Linked DNA regions of Homo sapiens: all the other regions are linked to region 3. A link is a contact called in ENCODE Hi-C or POLR2A ChIA-PET data. All regions are on one chromosome and are shown on one strand. The core of a region is the stretch at or near the end of the contact, and the rest is flanking DNA. Distances in the headings are between cores, read along the strand shown.

Region 1 (4,507 bases), core at 1,526-4,025, 860 kb after region 3:
AGGTGCGGTGGCTCACACCTATAATCTCAGCACTGTGAGAGGCCGAGGAGGGTGGATCACCTGAGGTCAGGAGTTCGAGACCAGACTGGCCAACATGGAGAAACTCTGTCTCTACTAAAATTAAAAAAATTAACTAGGTGTGGTGGTGTGCACCTGTAATCCCAGCTACTCAGGAGGCTGAGGTAGGAGCATCTCTTGAACCTGGGAGGTGGAGGTTGCAGTGAGCTGAGGTCGTGCCACTGAACTCCAGCCGGGGCAACAGAGCGAGACTCAGTCTCAAAAAAACAAAATTATCAGTGAAACCCTTTTATCAAATAAGATTTCACAAGATACTACAATATGTAAGCAGTCTGGGTTAGGGTCCTTGATCCAGAGCCCTGCGTATTTTTCTCTCCATGAAACCCAGAGCTCCTGGAAACACAGTTTGAATACCTTATTTGTCATTGCTAGTGATACAATCAGTTAAGCAGGTAACAATTTTCTTTATATAATTATTACACGCTGGTTGTGCATTTCTTTTTTTTTTTTTTCTGAGACAGAGTCTCGCTCTGTCGCCCAGGTTAGAGTGTAGTGGCTTGATCTTGGCTCACTGCAACCTCTGCCTCCTGGGTTCAAGAGATTCTCCTGCCTCAACCACCTGAGTAGCTGGGATTACAGGCGCTTGCCACCACGACCGGCTAATTTTTGTATTTTTAGAAGAGACGGGGTTTCATCATGTTGCTCAGGCTGGTCTTGAACTCCTGACCTTAGGTGATCTGCCCACTTTGGCCTGCCAACGTGCTGGGATTACAGGCGTGAGCTACTGCACTGGGCCCTGGTTGTGCATTTCTAATGATATACTCTAGTTATTATTTTACACTTGGAAACAATTTTGGGAAACGGTTTTATCAATGGTATATTTACAAATCATATCTTAGGGTTGGCTGCTTTTACAGAGGGTTGTTACAGACATTTTATATGCATTATTTTTAGCTTCATTTACAGAGGATGACTTTTTATTTTACCTTTCCCAAATCAGGTTATACCATATTTAGAATCTACGTTTCCTCATGAACCTGCCCTGGTCAATATTACCACGAAAAAAAAACAGATCATAAGAGTATTTCATGAAAAAGTGTTCTCTTATCAAACTTATTGGTGAATAATTTACACACATTTTTCATGTTTAAAGTGTACAACTTAGCGATGACAGTTGTATACACCTGTGAACTTGTCACTACCATCAAAACAGAGAAAATTTCCATCGTCCCCCTCCAAAAATATTTTTTCTGCTCATTTGCAGTTTATCCTTCCCTCCACTCCTGGCTCCAGGCAATTACTAATCTGGGTTTTGTCATTATAGGTTAGTTTGTACTTCATATAAGTGGGATTATACAATATGTTTTGTCTCTAGCTTCTTCAACTCAGCATACCGATTTTGAGAGTTATCCATATTGAGTCCTGTGTGAGAGTATTTCTTCTTTTTTATTGTTGAGTAGTATTGCATTGTATAAATATACCACAATTTGTTTTTTCATTTACATGTTGTTGGACAGTTGGGTTCCTTCTGGTTTGGGGCTTTTGTGAAAAACAGCTGCTATGAGCATTCCTGTTCAAGTTTTTGTGTAAGCATATGTTTTAATTTCTCTTGGATAACATCTAGGAATGAAATGGCTGGGTCATATGTTAGATGTATGTTTACCTTTTAAGGAAATATTTTGCTTTATTTTGTGAGAACTTACTTAACTCCCCTTGCATATCTAGATAAATAAGTATCAGATAAGGATACTAAATTTACCAGATTCTCTAGGTGGCAGGTGGGAAAAATCAGATAAGAATACTAAATTCACCTGATTCTCTAGGTGGCAGGTGGGAAAAATTCCTTATCTTCCCTCTCCATGGCCCACCTACTTTCATAGTTCATTGCTCGTCCAATTTGTTTGAGTTCTTAAAATAATTTCAACTTCCCCCCTTTATTTTTTCTATTGTTACCATCTCAGGGTTGGTTGGGTGCCTATTCTGTATTGGATATTGTGTTAGGCGCAGAAGGGGCACGTGGGACTTTGAGTTAAAGGGGCAGCAAAACCTTGTTCTGTTCTCTGGACTGAGTTGGACAGACCACAACTACGGATTATGCTTCAGGCAAAGTATGTGAGAACTCTTGAGGCAGCATTCCATTTACCTGACTCACATGCGAGAGAAAATATCCCACTTTTGTTTGAGTGTGGGCTTTAGTTATATATTTATTTTAATCAGGTGTGGCTGTTAAAGGAAAAGGAAGCAATCCGTGAAACAAACGGAAAAAAAAAGAGTAGGGGAGAGAAACAAGTCTTCCTTTAATAACGTATACCTTTCCTTTTGACCAGCAGGTCCCAAAGTGTGGTACCCAGACTAGTAGCACCAGTTTTCGCTGAGAACATGTTAGAAATGGGAACTGTCGCGCTACGCTCCAGACCTAACTGAATCGGAAACTCAGTTTCCGGGTTTGGGATCTGTGATTTAAAAAGCTCTCCAGGTGATTCTGATCCACGCTCAAGTTTGAGAACTGCTGTGCTAAACTCATTCCCAGGGTGTAGGTGGTCATCTTTAGACTTGGGTAACTGTGGGCGGTAGAGATAACGTTGCCGCAGCGCCCGTCCACCTCTCCCCATCCACGCTCCCAGCGCCTGCAACTCCTCTTTCACCCTTAGCCTAAACCCAGGTTCTGGGCTTCCCTTTCCCTCCCCTGGGAGCCGCAGGCAAAACGCGGCAAGTGGATTCAGAGTTTGCGGGCCCGGGTGCCGGCCGAGCATGCGCAGTGGCGCGAGCGCAGCGGCTACGCGGGCGCGGAGAGGTAGCCGCAGAGTGGACCTGCAGGTACTTGGATCTCCAGTGGGAGCTGCCCTCTCGAAGGCAGGACAGCGGTGGCGGCAGGTACGCGGGGGTGGGGATAGGGCCCAAAAGGAAGGCTGGACAGACAGATGGAAAGCGAAGCGTTACTCCTTTGGGGGCGCGCGGCGGCTCGGGGGCAGTATCTCCGGGTCCCCTCGCTCGCGTCTCGTCTCCTGGCTGTGCAGTGTGGCGCCCGCCGTCCTCTGGGCACGCTTCTGCCCAGTCCCGGCAGGCAGTGCCCGCAGGTGTTAAATCGCGTATTTACACTGCTTAAACAATAAGCCTGTTAACTGAATTGTGATTCTATGCAATGAAATAAGGTATTTCATTAAGTTTTCTTCTTTCAACTTTGGGTGGCTGCCGGTGAGGCTTTCTGAACCAGCCTGTTTTGTTTTAATTCTGGGACTGGTTTATTTGCCTTTGGCCTTTTGGTGCATAGGATCAATAGGGCTGTAGTGAAATCCCATCCGTGCTGTTTTTGGTACCTTTCCTGGAGCATAGGGACCTCTGGATGCGGCATAAAAATGTCAGTTTTCAGCGAATTTCACTGCCAAAAAACTTTCCGTGTTTCAGCTGCATTTTCAAGTGGAGACTTAAAAAAATTTAAGATTTCTCCCTAACTTTTCAATTATTACTGTATTTCGGTCTTCATTTGGTACTATTAAAAGGAAGCGGTCGTTTAGATGAGTAACAGAATTCTCACTTTTCCTCCTTTACTTACTTACTATGTCACATTTTATGGCTTATACCGTGATATCTTTCCCTCCAGCCACGGTGTTGGATACACTTGTATGAGGCTTCAGCTGTGCTGCATAAATTTCTTGAAGAACCTGTGAGCCAGAAGCAAAATTTCAGGACAGGGGGCACACACTGAACTTGAAGCAAGTACTTTTACACCCCCCACCACCTTTGTAATCAGCTTTCCTTTAAGTTGAATTATGTAATGAAATTCTATAGTAAAGTGTTAATGTGTAATGTGGAGGCATATATATATATAGAGAGAGAGGTAGTAAGTTTAGGAAGAGGAAATTTTAAGTTCAGGAAGAGAAACCTATATGGAAAGGGAATACAGGTATCCTGCCCCCCTTCATTCCTCCCATGATAAATGTTTTAATGGCAGAAATAATATACAGCTGGTCTAGTTTTGGCTGTAGAGACCTTTGAGGTCAGCCAGTTCAGCTGCTTCAGTTTACAAATGAGAAAACTGAGACCAGCGAGGTTAGATGACTTGCTGTGGCCACCCAAGCCCCTCATTGGCAAAGCTAGGCCTGGGATCCAGGTTTTCTCATTTTCTGGGGTCTTTTTACCACTCCCTGCAGATACTCTTCTTTACCTCCATTATTAAACTTCCTTTTTCTCTTCTACTTATACCATGAAGTCTGGCTTAAGCAGAAAATTAGTTGTTTCTCTTACTAAGCTTCCTAGTACCTCATAAATTCCTTTCAAAAAGTGCCCTTTCACTGAAGCCCCACCTAACAATTTGCTGGTCCTGAAAACGCCCTCCTTCCTTCCCTCAGTCACCTGGGCCCTTTGCCCAAAATGCCTGTTTGCCTCCCTCTTTCCGTATTGAAGTCCTGCTCATGCTGCAAGGTGTAGCTCAGGTGTGACCTCTTTTTGGAAGCCTTCCTTGATTGCCTTAGCATGAAGTAGCTCTCCC
Region 2 (4,578 bases), core at 237-2,736, 800 kb before region 3:
AAATAATATACAACACCATAGACATTTCAACTGGTTCTACTTACACATTTCTCACTGAAAAACTGAAGTTGAGCAAACTTTTCACCCGATGGGTGCAAAACTGTTGCACCCAGATGAGCTGCAGACAAGAGCAGGGCTTTCAATGGAAATTGTAAACAAGTGGGATCATATATTGAAACATTTCTTTGAAGAATTGTAACAGGAGATCAAACATAGCTTTCTCAGTATGATTCTGGATCAAAGCAATAGTTACCAAGAGGTGCAAGTGGTCCAGTCAAATCAAAAGTAGACTGGTCAAGAGCCGAAGTCATAGCAGCAGCTTTTTGGGATGCTCAAGGTATTTTGCCTGTTGACTTTCTGGAGGGTGGAAGAGCAATAACATCCGCTTACTATAGGAGAAAGTGAAGCAAAGCTTTAGCATAAAAACACCTACGAAATCTTCACCAGAGAGTCCTTCTCCATCAGGACAATGTTCCTGCTCATTCCTCTCTTTAAATAAGGGCATTTTTCCAGGGATTTCGATGGGAAACTATCAGGTATCCATCTTACATTCCTGACCTGGCTCCTTCTGACATATTTTTGTTTTCTAATCGTGAAAAATCTGTAAATGGCACCCATTTTTCTTCAGTTAATAACGTAAAAAAGCCTGCATTTTCATGATTAAATTCCCAGAACCCTCAATTCTTTACAGATGGACTAAAGAGCCGGTATCATCACTTACCAAACTGTCTTTAACTTGATGGAGCTTACGTTGAAAAACAAAGTTTATATTTTTAAATTTTATCTTTTAATTCCATTTCCCATGAACTTTTATTCTTTTAAAAACAAACCCAAGTATTTTAATTCTACTTGCCTTTTTTACTTATTACACACTTCGGGAGATTTTTTGCCATATGGAATCACCTCATCCCTTGTCACGATTGCATAATATTCCATAGTAGGAATGTTTCATGATTTATTTCTTCATTCCCCCACTGATTTCAATTTTCTGCAACTGCAAGCATTGTTCATAATTCTGTACTGTTTGTGAGCCTATATAGGAGTATCCGTGCACAAACCTTTTTATGCATTGTGCGAGGGTTACTCTGAGATAGACACCAAGGGAACTGCTGGGTCATAAATCCAATTTTTTCAAAGTAAATCCGCTTGCGAACCCGGAACCAAGTCGATTTTTCCCGCCCCGCCAGTTCCCTGTTCAGGAGAGTGCAGCCGTGATTGGCGCGTTCACTCAGGCCAGGGGCGCCCCAGGTCTCAGGTGCTAGGAGCGCGGTGACCTACCACCCTCCGGGCACGCGTTCTGGCCACGCCTCGCGGCCCCTTTCATTGAAAGAGCCCGTAGGGATCACGTGAAAGAACACTGCAGAGTGCGTGACGTCACGACGCTCACACCAATGGGAGCCTCTGTTTATGTCGGGAGCCATCAAATAGTCATCTTCCCCCTACCATCCCCCGCCCACTCTCCGTCGCGCTGCGCTGCGTCGCTTTCAGCCTCTGGTGAAGGGCGGCGCGCTTAGGCAGGCGGTGGCGCGGCTGGAGTGCCGCGGGGAGGGCTGTGCCGGTTGCTTTCTGCAGCCGCATCTCGGCCAGCTCTCCTCGCCGTCCCCGGGGCGCTGTGCGTCTCCAGTCCGGGACCGAAGCCGCCTGCCGTAGCGGGCGGCCAGATCCGCGTCCCGCCTCAGCGGCCGGAGGACATGCGGGAGAGAGAATGAGCCAGAGGGACACGCTGGTGCATCTGTTTGCCGGAGGGTAAGGTCCTGGCGGGGCGTGCGCACTGGGGCTGAGGGTGCTGGGGCCGAAGACGCAGGCGAGGGGGGCGAGGGGGGCCGAGGGGGGTGGGGGGGTGGGGGGGCGGGAGTGAGGCCTGGGCGGGGAGCTGCCACGGGCCTGCGGGTGAGGGGAGCGACCCAGCCCGTGGGTGGTGAGGGGGGCTCCGGTTCGGGGAAGCAAGGGGGTGAGGCCCGGGCCCGAGGGCGAGAGAGTGAGGCCCGGGCAAAGAGGGTTGAGGCATGAAACCCGGGCCGGGAGTGAGGTTTTGGGCCCGCGGGGCCGGGGTGAGGCGGAGGCCGAATCCATGCGTCTGAGGAGACGCGGGCAAGAGCTGGGGTCGGCGCTTGATTACCCGGACGCCGCTGGACCTGGCCGCACGCCGCAATCTAGCAGGCGTCGGGGATCCAGGGCCGCTTTGAGGAGCCTGGCTTCGGATTTCGCGTAGGTTGCATGGCCCAAGGGGACGGGGCGGAAAGTGCGGAGGCTGAGGACAAAATGGGCGCCGGAGACTCCTTTAGCCCTCGCTCCTTGCAGCGCTCGCTTGGGCCTCTGCACGTCACTCACGCCCCACCTCGGACCTCGGGCCGCTCATTTCCGGGCTCGGCTTTGCAAGGTGGGTGGTAAGGGGGCTACGGGATCGAGCGGGGAAGGCTTTGGTATTCTCCCGTGGTTGCTGTAGGGTGTTTCTAGCCCTTGGAAAATTTCTTGCCCGAGGTTTTCCAGGTGGTGAATGGGGTGCAAAGCTTTCCAGTACCTTTGGGGTCAGATTCCTTTCGAGAAAACCACCCCTCTTGAACACCGCTTGCTTTTCTGCTGCTTAGGAGAAAGTAGGAGTGGAGAGAGGTCAGATTTTTTGAAGATAGTGTTAATAGTTACTATGTGTGTGCAAGATTAGGACTAAGCCTAAAGTCTTAGTTCCCTGATTGCCAAAATGAGTGTTAGAGCTTCCAGTTTAGCCTCCTGTTTAGATTTGCTCCTTCTAAATCATTTGGAGAATCATAGCAATTTTAAGAGTTACTTATTTGGAGGATTATAAAGAGTTTTCTTATCAAAAATGCCTTCGGTGAATTATGCTGAGACTCTTACCGGCATCTTCTTAAATCCTGCAGTTTTTAGATCGACTTTTAAGAATATGAAAGAAATACACACGCAGTTCTATTCACGGTGCCTTGCTTTGAGTTGGACATATGGACTCTATTGAGCCAGTGATGGCAATACTTTCTTTAGGTTGGCACACTTTCATCAACAAATATTTGTTGTACACCAATTATGGGCCGGCCACTGTTCTGGCATAAAAACAATATTTTTCTATTGATCTGTGAGACCCAGTTTAGGCAGTTTGCTTTCCATATTTCTGAAATGTTTACTGCCAATAATCAGGCAAATTAAATCTTTTTAAAAAAATTCTGTAGCTATGTAGATGCTCTTGAAAAGATCTCATGCAAATAATTGAGCTCCCTCTTGTAATTAGATCTATAACCCTGAAGTGAGGAGACCGCAGATGTAGTCTAGCACTATTTTAATTTGGGTGAAAAATGGACACTTTTATTTCAATTGCTTCATCTATAAAATTAGGAGGTTGTATTATATGATCTCTAAAGCCCTTCTCTAGCTCCTAACATTTCTATTATTCTGCGTTCAGGATTCATGTATCAAGTTTAGTTAAAAATGGGGCATACTTATATTTGAAATAAATGTTAGCTTGATTGCACTAATTTCCCACTTTGGATTAGGATCATCATTTTGTTATAAAAACATGTAAATATAGGTTTTCTGGTTTAAGAACAGGAATGGGAGGTGTTTGTAGCATCTAAACACACAGATTAGGAGCTCCATCCCCTCCCCCCCAGTCTAGCATATGTAGTTAGAGTATTAAATGAGATATGGTATGTAGGATTTGATACAAGATAGGTGCTCAGCCGTATAATTTCTCTTCCTTTGCATCTCATCTTGATTTTATTTTTATATGTGGTTACATAAGTGAGTTCAGTAAAACACACCTTATCTTTTTAAAGGAAGCCCAGTATATTTTAAAAGAACCAAGAGTAACCTTTCACAGAGTATTTAATCTTAGGCAAGGGTTTTCCGAATATGGAGCCTTTAAGTTGTTTTTCTGATAAGTAGAATTGTAATATTCAAATATGTTTATCGGAATCCCACATTTCTAATAGCCTAGTAGCTGTATTGTTAAACACCAGCACTGGACCTTGGTTCTGGGTGAAATACTCACATGCATAACTCGTGCTTTCTTTAAGACACCCTTTGATCCCATTATGCTTTTGCCAGAGTTAATATTCAGAGTTTGTAAGGTCAGTAGTTAGGTTAATTGAGTTAAGGAACGATATCATGACAGCCTGTAAAAAAGGTGTAAATGTGATTTAATTTTAGCTGTACCTCTAATGTATGTATATAGAGATGAAAGCACTATTAAATGTATTTTTAAAGACTGATAGAATTGTACATTGTCTAGTTATTGTATCAGCTGCATATATCTACAGAGGCAGCTCATTTTTTTTCTATTTGAGGGAGATATTGTCTCAAATAGGAGCTATATACCTTAAGATTTTAAGTGGATGAAGTATTTTCTTTGCAGCTCTTATGACAGATAATTTAATATATGTAGTGAGTAAAATCAAAGATGATCTAAGAACTGTCTATTTTTATATCCTGGAGCTCATTCATTTGCTCAATCATTATTATTTATTCAGTAGGAAATTCCCATTTGGGTATAATGAACGATATTTGTTAAATTATTTCACCTGTTTGCTTGAAGATCAGGGCAGAAGTAGAATACTTAAAAGTATAATTAAT
Region 3 (4,830 bases), core at 1,510-4,009:
TTTTCTCCTGCTAAGCTGTGTTTTGTTGGTTTAATTTGCAATCCCCCGAATACTGAACCTAAGAGGGTAGAGTGAAAGTTTTACCTCCCTGGCAACAGGAAAACTTATTTTGTTAAAGATGAATGGCATAGAAGGGGGAAATGATGGTTGGAGTGAGGACCAAAGAAATAACAAAAATGTCCACTTGTACTGAGACAAGTTTTTCCTAAATATTTATTAGTTAGTCCTCAAATATTTTGCTTAAGAGAAGTCCTCAAAATGAAAGAAACTACGTCTTCAATGTACTGAGCAGAAGGAAAGGAGACTGTGCAGCTGAGGAAGCCAGGCCTGAAAAATAAGTGTGGGTTGTGTCACCACACACCAAGGACTGGTGAGAGGAACAATGCACAGTGGTGGAGTGGGAACTGAGCAGGCCATGAGAAGGACAGATATTTGTTTTGCTGCATTCAAGGCCACCTATAGTTCCTGCCCTTTGGGTGCTCATGATGGCAGACAAGCCCTCATGAAGGTGAACCAAAGGAAGGTAATCACAGGGGACCCGTTGGCCCCACCACGCCTGAACAGCTGCTGCAGCCTGAACTTTCTGCCTCACTCCTGCTTTCCTTTCTCCCCATGCATGCTTGCTTGTTGCACTGAACTCTGGCGCATCACTCATTCCTGTTCTTTTTGTCAGGAGAAAAAGTTCTCCTGACATGCAGTGTGTCAAAACTGTACTCATCTCCTCCACCTGCCTTCCCACTTCCCGCCCCTATGCTCCCTCCTGGCTTCTATTTTAAATTTCATTGCAGCAGACACCTCTCTCCAGATTTCATGCCTCAGCAAGGGCACATACCATTCCTCCAGCGAAACCATTCTTTTCCTTTTCACCATTTCATCCTTTTGACTTTCAAACTTCTCACCAACTGGGTGCGTTTTATCCTCCTCTGGTGCCAGCCTTCCTTCTTTGTTAGATACCTAGCATTTACAGCCATCTCTAGGCAGATGTGTGGTCGTTCAGTAAGAAGAGAACACATGTTTTGTGTGCTCACTCCAATGGGTGTCTGGCTTATAAAGTAGGTGTGGTCCAATTCCTGTCTGCTGCCACCATTGTGCCCTGCTCTGGCCAACAGCTCAGAGAGGTTTGCTCTCTCCACTGGCCCTGAAGACCTCCCATGTTCCCCCAGTTCAAACTTCACCTCTCTCATGAGGCTTTCCCTCACTGCATCCTCTACCTCTCTCATGAGGCTTTCCCTCACTGCATCCTCTACTCTCTCATGAGGCTTTCCCTCACTGCATCCTCTACCTCTCTCATGAGGCTTTCCCTCACTGCATCCTGTACCCTCACAGCCCTTAACACACCACTCAACAAATACGCATTTGCATCTAACCAAATGTGACCCTGTGTCCATATTTATGTTTCTGTATATTAATGCATTCTTGTTTCCCCTGCCAGGCTCCATTAGTCTGGTTAGCTTTTGCCCAGGTATCAGGAAATGAGGGGATGGGGAGAGGCTCAGAATCCAAACTTGACAGAGTAGCTGTCCACCACTAGGTGATGGTGGGGTCAGGCATCTCCTTAGGCTGGCTGTGCTTCTGTTTTCTTTTCAATGGAGATACCGGCTTTCTTGGAAACACATGTGATGGTGGGCTAGCCGTAGAAGCACTACTATAATAACGATGTGATCTTTGTCATTTCACTTCTTCAGACCTCATTAGTCCTACATATAAAAAGAGGAAGTTAAACTAGCTCAAATGTACTGAGCAGAAGGAATGGAGACTGTGCAGCTGAGGGAGCGGGGCCTGAAAAATAAGTGTGGGTTGTGTCGCCACACACCGGGACTCCTGGGATCCCGACCTCTTTTAGCGGTCAAAAGAGGGCAAACTAGTTGCCTAACAATATTTAGAGCTATTTCTCTCTTTTCACTCTCATTCTACGAGTGTACACCGGAGTTTCTAGCAACTACATGGTATGTGAAGTCATCCCTCTAATGATAACCTGTAATGAGGTTACTACTGTGATTTTTAATGAATACATTTTAAAATGTTTTAATTTCTTCAAAAGCAAACATTAATCTCTACATATGTGTGTATACATATACAGGAAATGTATGTATATATGAATATACATATATTCATTGTATATGTGTATATATATTCATACATAATATGTGTGTGTGTATATATATATATATTTACACATTTCCTACATAAATAAAAGTTCTTTAAGGTCCTAATAATTTTTAAGTGAAAAGGAGTCCTGGGACCAAAAAGTTTTGAGAATCACTGAACCAGATTTCTAGATCTTTAAGATCATTTATTCACTCAACAAATAATTGTGCCTCCTGTGGCCAGGCATTTTGCAGATACGGAGGATAATGTGGTGATAGCAACATGTTTCCTGCTCTGATAGAGTTTTACATTTGGGAGGGAAGAGACAAACGAATAAATTAACAAGATAATTTCTGAGAGCAGTAGGTTTAATGAAGCCGTAAAGCAGGACACATATCCCTGCACAATCTGTGCGCCTGCTCAGACGTAACACCCCGCAGCGCAGCAGGCAGATTCAGCGGCGTCGCCCCATAAGGGCCCGAGCCCTCTCAGTTGGCCTAGGACGGCGAGGGCGGGGCCTGCCCGCCCCCCTGGCGCTGGCGTCAGGTGACGTCACTGTGCCGCGCCAGCCAATCGTGGGCAGCCGGGGTCTAGGCACCACGGTGGCTGGCGGCCTGCGGGCGGCGCTGTGGCCCGTCGGGCGGCTCCACAGAGCCGCCCTAGCCTTCCGCCTTCCCCAAGCCAACGTCTCCGCCGTCGGCTCCGCGGCGCCGCCATGGCCGACGTGGAAGACGGAGAGGAAACCTGCGCCCTGGCCTCTCACTCCGGGAGCTCAGGCTCCAAGTCGGGAGGCGACAAGATGTTCTCCCTCAAGAAGTGGAACGCGGTGGCCATGTGGAGCTGGGACGTGGAGTGCGATACGTGCGCCATCTGCAGGGTCCAGGTGATGGGTAAGCGCTGCACGCGAGTCCAGGGCCGCCCTGCGGCCTCCGGGAGCCGACCTCGGGGTTGGGAAGGGACGGGCGTCCGTCAGAAGCCTCGGAAAGTGCCCTGCCTGGGAGAGTGGGTGGAGGTCGCCCTGCCCCGGCGCCGGAGGAACGCGGAGCCACGCTCCTGCTGCGGCTCCTGAGGGCTGCGGCCGCCGCCTGGGGCTGCGGGGTTGTGCAACAGGCGCCCTGCGCCGGGTGGTTGGTGTTCTAGGGAGAGAGACGGGCAATAAACGGAGTTAAACAAGGTAATTTCAGGTAGTGATGGGTGTGACCAAGAAAGTAAAACCGGGTGATTGTTGGGAACTAGCAGGAAACACTTCGGTTTGTGTGTCCAGCCCCAGCCCCACCTCTAAAAGCTCAACACAAGGTGGTCAGGGTAAAGGCCGTGATTCAGCAGTGAACTTTAATAGTCTTGGTCACCACCAAAGTGATGCTCCAGAGTCATCTTCCACAAAACGACACCCTTAGTTCTCCTCGAGGGACGCAGGAAAGTGTTCATAGCCATTGCATTTCCGGATTAGCTTACCGCCGCTCTTCGAATGGCTTTTAAATCTGGATTGATTTAAGACGGGTCAGATAGCACTAGCGTGGCTTGAAGGGAACAGTGTGGTTCAAGAATATCTAAGTTTCATGGAAGCTGAAGAATTGTAAGCCCTTTTTTCAGAAACGTAAAACTTCACCTCCATCACACCCCCCTCTCCATATTGGATGCCATTTCCTGGAGAAGATACTGTGCTGCTCTGAGTCATGCCTTTGTGGAGAACCCTCTTACAAATATGTCTTCTTTCTGTGATATTTTGAGTTAAAATATTAGACCAAGTGAAACTTTTCAGAACAGCTTAATCTTGTTATATTTTATATGGTTCTAAGAACTCAGACCACTTTGAAAAGCAGGTGCTATTTAAATGCAAGTTGTATTTTCAGATAGGGCATTTAAAATTACTATGAGACCCTCTTCAGTGGAATTCTTTATTGAGGGTAGTTAAAGAAAACGGACATTTCTATCGTTTGAAAACTGTGACTTGTCTTGAAAAATGAGAGAATTGGAGAACATACAGAGAATTGCTCACCTTAAGGGGGGTGAGACTGTAAACATACCAGAATCAAGAGATTTCGCAGTTTATGCTCTTTTGTCTTTTATTCCTAAGGGCTTGTTTCAAAGAGGATTTACAACAATTGGATTCAGATATTTTTATCTTTCTCTTTTGAAAGACCTTGATATTAGACATGACCCACTTATTTTACATGGATCACTTGAGCCCAGGAGTTTGAGACCAGCCTAGGCAACATCGCAGGACCCTGTCTGTACAATTAAAAATTAAAATAAAAAGCTGACCAGGCATGGTGGCCTCCAGCTACTCTGGAGGCTGAGGTGGGAGGATCCCTTGAGCCCAGGAGGTCGAGGCTACAGTGAGCCTTGTTCCTGCCACTGCCACTGCCACTATACTCCAGCTTGGGTGACAGAATGAGACCCTGTCTCAGCAACAAACAAACAAAACATATGAGGCTTTAAAAGTATCTAGTTTATTTGCCAGCAATACAGCTGCCCCTACCCCCACTTAGGAATCATAATTTCTAGTTTGGGAAGCATTTTTAACTGATCCAGGAGACTCTTTTTTTTTTTTTTTAAGACAAGTTTCGCTAAACATTTTATCTCCTAAATAAATTTCCTTTAGTTTAAAGGAAACTAAGCTTTCACTTAGTTCCTTTCCAGTTTAAAAATAATGTTCCCAAAGGGTATTTTCAAAAGATTTGTCTCCCAAAAAGCTATTTCCTCCCCAAAGGAAAAACATTTAAAGAGTAAGTGGAAATG

The links. Hi-C counts contacts between places; a loop is a spot of excess contacts on that map. ChIA-PET counts read pairs that join two places held with the same protein, here RNA polymerase II (POLR2A). Pooled maps may share reads with other maps.
Region 1: a pooled map shows a loop between it and region 3 (7-fold over the local background). The contact joins the promoter of PLS1 here to the promoter of RNF7 in region 3. A Hi-C loop is called at or near these places in 6 of 50 pooled maps. POLR2A ChIA-PET finds 5 or more read pairs at or near these places in 2 of 52 experiments (T-cell and activated B cell).
Region 2: a map of B cell shows a loop between it and region 3 (34-fold over the local background). The contact joins the promoter of SLC25A36 here to the promoter of RNF7 in region 3. A Hi-C loop is called at or near these places in 5 of 168 maps with a recorded cell type or tissue (B cell, CD8-positive, alpha-beta T cell and naive thymus-derived CD4-positive, alpha-beta T cell), 10 of 37 single-sample maps with no recorded cell type and 17 of 50 pooled maps.

What each region holds. Positions count from the first base shown.
Region 1 is chr3:142,593,618-142,598,124 of GRCh38, forward strand. It overlaps PLS1 (plastin 1), which reads left to right and starts at 2,776. Exons shown (of 16, transcript NM_001145319.2): 1 at 2,776-2,892. PLS1-AS1 (PLS1 antisense RNA 1) reads right to left here. Exons shown (of 4, transcript XR_001740938.2): 4 at 2,292-3,680. RefSeq lists an enhancer at 2,832-3,071.
Region 2 is chr3:140,940,350-140,944,927 of GRCh38, forward strand. SLC25A36 (solute carrier family 25 member 36) reads left to right here and starts at 1,487. Exons shown (of 7, transcript NM_001104647.3): 1 at 1,487-1,746. The coding sequence starts at 1,706. RefSeq lists enhancers at 1,461-1,830, 1,924-2,771, 2,411-2,640.
Region 3 is chr3:141,735,539-141,740,368 of GRCh38, forward strand. It overlaps RNF7 (ring finger protein 7), which reads left to right and starts at 2,760. Exons shown (of 3, transcript NM_014245.5): 1 at 2,760-2,978. The coding sequence starts at 2,804. RefSeq lists enhancers at 2,303-2,352, 2,393-2,442, 2,553-3,232, 2,793-3,032, 3,233-3,911 and silencers at 2,533-2,792, 3,053-3,232.